Regions from separate parts of the Homo sapiens genome. Here region 2 is linked to region 1. A link is a contact called in ENCODE Hi-C or POLR2A ChIA-PET data. All regions are on one chromosome and are shown on one strand. The core of a region is the stretch at or near the end of the contact, and the rest is flanking DNA. Distances in the headings are between cores, read along the strand shown.

Region 1 (2,913 bases), core at 68-2,567:
ACCAAATATTTTTAGAAGATTTTTTAAGAGCATCTAATCTGTATTTTTAAAATGCCGGTACTGGCCTTAATGTTTATTATTCTCCAGTTCTTTACACAGTGTTCCTACACCGTCAACATATTATCACAACCTGGTTTTTGATTTGTTATCACAATCTTGTGACCTTTAAGCAGAAATTTATGGTGTACATCAAAGCAGTAATAAACACATAAAGAAATTCTTCTACAAAGAAACAGTCACTTTACTATTTCTGCTGAACATGTGTTTAGAGTTTACATCTTGGTTACCTTGCACTAGCTTCCATGGCAGACAAAGCCGTTGTTTGTATGAGAGTGAACTGCTTACATTCTCGCATCAACACTTTCCCTCAAAAGCTGAAGTTTCCCTCTGCTTGCCTCTTCTGTTTAGACTGATGGAAAATATTTGCTACTTATCTTCACTACAGAATTGTCAATACAGAAGTCTGTAAAAAGTTTCATTAATTTATTCATCCTTTTGAATCATAGGAGTCTTTTAAAAAAATCGGATATATTTACAGAGTATCTAATGTTTGATAAGTTAGTTATGAGGGTCTCACATTTTTGTAGCGGTTAGGAAGAGACAATGTAGTTAAAAGTCCTCTATGTTAGAGTCAAGAAACTTGTTCTTGATGCTTTCACTAAGAGACTCATGATTTTGGACTAATCTCAATTTTGAGATTACCTATAAAATGTGGAAATTCAGATGGATAGTTATGTCTTAAATATTTCACATCTTTTAGGAGAAACAAGTTGATTGTATGAGATTTCATTTACATCTGTCTGCATATAAAATCGGGTAAATTTCTTGGGCTTTCACTTTTTTTATAACAATAAAATGAAAATGAGCTTATTAATAGATTAGAATTAAAATTCAAAACTAATGCAATTCAAAGAAAATGTACCATGTTAACAAGTATTTTTGCCAAAATGGAATTTCTGCTCATAAAGTGGCCATGACAGTGACTTAAACCCTAGATGTTAGGAAACGACCTCTTGGATTTATCACAGTGCCTCACTCTTAGTTCAGACTCTTAAAAACATTTCTTGTGGGAAGTAATGACTGCTAAGTAAAAATGAAAGTTGAGCAATGATTCTTGTGAATTATGAGTTAATTAATGGTATGACTGCATTTTGTTGAAGTCTCATGATTTAAAGATGTGCTCATTTTTTTTGCTCATGATTTAAAGATGTGCTTTGATACTCTGAAGGACCAAAGGGCAGTGAATCACTGTAAAGCTGCTTTTGAAACATGCCTTAGGGCAAATTGTGAGCCTTCATTTGTGTCCAGAATGGAAGGAACAGCAAGAAGCATGGGTGAGTCATAGGACAAAAACACAAAATGTCATTCCAAAGACAGGGTGGTGACCTTATGTCTGAGTATGCAAAAATCCAACTGGGGAAGTAAGAGGCCTGATCTTAAAAGTTCATGTATTAAGGGAAAACCCATACTTTTATCTTAGGAGATTATGATTATATAATTAGTTTTGTTTGATAATTCAGATGAGTTACCTCTGATTCAGTTTGAAAGTATCCCAGATCAAGCACAGTTCAAACACAGACACTCCTGGGACTGGTTCTGCTTTTTGTGATTGGAATAAGGGGTCCTGCTAAGGTGTGTGCTTCTGTCCTCAGATTTGGAACAGAATCTAAATTCCATGTGTGACGTAACCTGCTTAGTCACAAGCAACATTTTCAGACCCCTTTCCTTTAATTTTAGAAGGAGGCTGTTGATTTGGTATAATTATTTGTTAATGAATGCATTTTGTGTTCATTGCTAAGTATAAAAAAAGCACATATAGGATAGCTTGTGGCGTATTAACAAATGCTTGAGAGATAAAATATAAAGGTATATAACAGTAAAACATGAAAGAAGTCATTCAAAGCAATTTACCTAATGAAAGAGAGAGAACGTGTTTCCTCAGAGATTCAGGTGTATCTCATGGCATCCTCTTTTGTATCTTTCAGGTGTATTTACCTTTAGTTTGTTGTTGTTGTTGTTGTTGTTGTTATATAAGAGGGTTTAGGTAAATGTCACTTTCTGATAGGAGCCTCCTCATCAGGACCTTTTCTTTTTTAAATTTTCATATGTCTATTTTTATGTGAAAACTGTCCAAATAAAATATTTATATATAAAAGTTTTCCACATAACTCTAAAAGGGTTCTATTTGATGTCTTTACTGTATTATAGGACTTACAAAAAGAAAAGAAAAAGAATATATCCAATTAAAACAAGAAAGAACTCTTGAACCCAGCTATGCATACAAGAAAAATAAATTGTTTGAAGTGAGACATGAGGTAATCGAGACTCCTCAATGGGGAAAGTCAGTGCTCATCTGGCCCCTAGTGTGCCTGTTGAGCTGAAATATTTTATTGATGTGAGTGCTTAACAAATCACCAAATGCTCAGTGAATACCTATTATGTGTCATGAGCTCTATGAGGTAGCTTTTTTTCATACAGTCGTATTTTGGCAAATAAATAAATAATACGAGGCATAATTGACAGTGAAAATACCAAAAAAAAAAAAAAAAAAAAAAAAAAAGCATCCCTTACAAATTCCAGAATGTATTTTGAGGTTTCACTCAGCGCTATACAGTGATCACAAACTCCTTGCTATGGTTTAGTCTCTAAGAAAATAAAAATGCCAGAAGGTGTGTTACATTTCAGGCCAATAAAACAGACATTATTAACATCTCATTTTATTAATTGAGGTTGAGATTTTGTGTGGAGGCATTTTAGTGGTCTGATCCACACAGTATTGAGTCAGTGGCATTTTGAGAATGAGGTGTAGTGATTTGTGCTACATTTATAGTGACCAATAAGCTGTGATTGTAGTTCTTTTATATGCTGATGGTAAAATTTGTACTTCGTGGATGGACAGTGAAGGAACGTGGG
Region 2 (3,096 bases), core at 459-2,958, 59 kb before region 1:
TTCAGATTGGTTTTTTTTTTTTGAAAAGAAACATTGTCGGTATTTTGAAGCATGAACTAAATTAAGGATTAAGGATTAATTAACTTTTCTTGAATCTGCAAGCAAATTTGTCCATTACTGTTCTTTTGTTTTGGTCCAGAAGGGACTATTAATAAAATACGGACTAAAAGGAGAGTTGCTTCTGCATTCTCTACATTGACTGCCTCTACCATCTCTTTATTATATTTATTAACTTGTTATTTTTCTAAGATGCCTGTTATTTCAAATTGCCAGCAGCAATTTTCTTTTGGAGGCTATCCTGGGACTAAAAAAGAATATTCGTTCAAAGGATATGATACAGTATTGTAGAACCTAATTAACACATTTCATATATGAATCATTATGTTATTTATTACATCAGCAATTGACCACAGTTAGTAGAGCAAATAGATTTTAACTTTTTCACCAATTTTTGCAACCCATGGCCACCTAGATACATGTCTCAAAAGGAAATCTCTGCAGAAAGTGTTTATCCAACAGCGATGTTTGCCATATGTGAAGATAAGATCTGGTCATGAGTCCAGGAGCATCAACCCAGTGGGTAGCAGGTAAAAGGTTGGAAGGAAGCAGATTCTGTAGCATTGGGACATTGACAGTGGGGAGCACATGGAGTGCTTGGATCAAAGAGACATTTTAGAACAGTAGTGTGGCAACTTGATGAAGATAATTAGATAATAGTGATATGAAGCAGTTTTCTTGAATCTGCAAGAAAATTTGTCCATTACTGTTCTTTTGTTTTGGTCCAGAAAGGGTTATTAATAAATAGGGACTAAAAGAAGAGTTGCTTCTGCGTTCTCTACATTTGACTGCCTCTACCGTCTGTTACTTTTTTTTTTTTTTGAGACAGAGTCTCGCTCTGGCTAATTTTTTATATTTTTTTAGTAGAGACAGGGTTTCACAGCGTTAGCCAGGATGGTCTCGATCTCCTGACCTCGTGATCTGCCCGCCTCGGCCTCTCAAAGTGCTGGGATTACAGGCGTGAGCCACGGCGCCCGGTCAACTTGTTACTTTTTTTTAGATGGTTGTCTTTTTAAATTGCCAGCAGCAATTTTCTTTTGGAGGCTATTCTGGGACAAATAGAAAATACTGGTTGAAAGGAAATGATACAGTATATGTAGAACCTAACTAACGCATTTCATATATGAATCATTATGTTATTTAATCAGCAAATGTTTGCTCAGTAACTATTTGAATCATTTTGTTTAACTATTAGCATCAGCAAAGATTTGTTCACTGACTCTCTATTACCTAGGATATACCCAGTATTCCAAAAGGGAAAAAAGTAGCATAGCCTCTCCTCTTGAAAACTGTATTTTCCATAATTTATTCAAGCAAAATTGACTACTTAGACACTATCCCTTTGAAGTAGCCCTCCCCAAGCTAACCTATGAACCACTATTTGCTCATAGGAAGGAAGTGGTTCTATCTAAGGCTAAGAGCCAAGAATTTTGCATTCCATTCCATTCATTGCTTCTGTTACTGATTTATTAAGTAATATTAAGTAGCAATTCTGCAGACTTTTCTCTTTGGCCTACTGAGCATGGCAATGCACTGGAAATTCCACTAATGTGGGCACAGCTTGGGGCACGACAAAGAAATAGGTGGAGACTAGAAACACATCTCTGACATGTCTTAGGAATGTCCCTAGGGATATTTCATTACTGAGTAGCTGAGCAGAGACATGACTCAGCCAGAGTTCCTGCAACTGGCTGTCTGGGGCAGCTATGAGAATGCTGGCAGGAGTTGCTGACTAGCCAGTGTTTGGTGAAGATGAAAAACAGCCTTTTAGTTAGAACTGAAACTTCTAAATAGCAATCTGATTGTACAAACTGACTTGAGTTGTTTGTTAGTACTAACATATTAAGAGGGGAATAAATTTGCTATCTGTCTGCAATAGCTTTCTCAAATATGTCAATGCATTTGAAGCACCTTGCGAAGAATTATTATTTAATCAGTGGACATTAGAACTCCTATTTTGATGGATTCTTTAGAAAAATACCTTGATTTTTGCAGTTGAAAAGTGAGAAAGGTTCTGTTGACAGAGAACTAAGAAATATGTAAACTTGTTTCTTAAGAAACAAACACTAAATTGAAGATGGAAAAAAGGGGAAAGAAAAGAGATGGAAGGAAGGTGACCAAGGAATAGAGCAGAAGAATGAAAGAGTGGATGAAAATCTATAGAAAAGCAATGCCTAATAAATAGCATTTATATTAGTGGTGCAAATTTTCCCTCCATGTGATAATATATACAGATAGATATATATTTTACATTGGGATTTTGATTATTTAATATTTATTTTTAGATTGTGTTCACTATCTGTGATATAAAGAAATTCAAAAACTTCTTTCCTGGTTATGAAACATTGTGTTACTCATTGCCTTTTTTTCAAAAACAGAAACTGGACAATTAAGGCTAAGTGCAATCACTCTGTTTAAATTTATTGGGCAATAGTTGCATGATCTTCAGTTGTGGAATTTGTGTGTCAAGGCTCATATGACAATTCCTTTATGGCACTGAAATAAGACTGTACTTGTCTTTGCTTTGTCCTTTCGGCCTGCCCTTGGTGAACTCCTTATTGCAATGAATTCGTATTTCTGAATCTAAAGATGACTAGCTTCTAGCTGCTAAGTTAAATTTAAACCTCCGTGAGGACACCAGCTGTCCCTAAGTGAGATAATTTGCTATTTTCCTCGGGCCAAAAATTCCAGTTTGGGGTAAGACAGGGCCTTGAAATGCACATTCCCTAAGAGGTTACTTTTGATCCAGAGATCTCTTAAAGTGTTAATGAATTTCCACACACATGAGCACCCTGCATTTTTTTCCTTTTGGGTTAAAAACCGAAGAGGTCTATAAGGAGACTGTCTCAGAACTTTGGTTCCCAGAACCATTATTTATATTCAGCTTCAGTGTTCCTTATTTATTAGCTGGGACCTAGCAGAGCAGTTACAGCAACAGAAAACAGCAGATGGCAAATTTCATGGTGGCGATAACACAATAACTGAGAAGTATGTGGTGAGCAATATGGGAGCTCTTCACAAATCCCTTATTATCCTTTT

What was found. Hi-C counts contacts between places; a loop is a spot of excess contacts on that map. ChIA-PET counts read pairs that join two places held with the same protein, here RNA polymerase II (POLR2A). Pooled maps may share reads with other maps.
Region 2: a map of PC-9 shows a loop between it and region 1 (13-fold over the local background). The contact joins two enhancer-like sites. A Hi-C loop is called at or near these places in 3 of 168 maps with a recorded cell type or tissue (PC-9, chondrocyte and natural killer cell), 1 of 37 single-sample maps with no recorded cell type and 3 of 50 pooled maps. POLR2A ChIA-PET finds 5 or more read pairs at or near these places in 3 of 52 experiments (A549, MCF 10A and OCI-LY7).

Annotation. Positions count from the first base shown.
Region 1 is chr7:80,882,060-80,884,972 of GRCh38, reverse strand. All of the region lies in intron 2 of SEMA3C (semaphorin 3C), which reads left to right. Among named protein-coding and RNA genes, the nearest start is that of SEMA3C, 36 kb to the left of the region's middle. RefSeq lists an enhancer at 477-1,676. Within about 2 kb of position 1,317, at least 9 of the 41 ENCODE cell types and tissues checked have a DNase peak (open chromatin) inside an H3K27ac peak, as active enhancers do; they include PC-9, where a contact is called at or near this core.
Region 2 is chr7:80,940,988-80,944,083 of GRCh38, reverse strand. No RefSeq gene overlaps it. Among named protein-coding and RNA genes, the nearest start is that of SEMA3C, 23 kb to the right of the region's middle. Within about 2 kb of position 1,708, at least 19 of the 41 ENCODE cell types and tissues checked have a DNase peak (open chromatin) inside an H3K27ac peak, as active enhancers do; they include PC-9, where a contact is called at or near this core.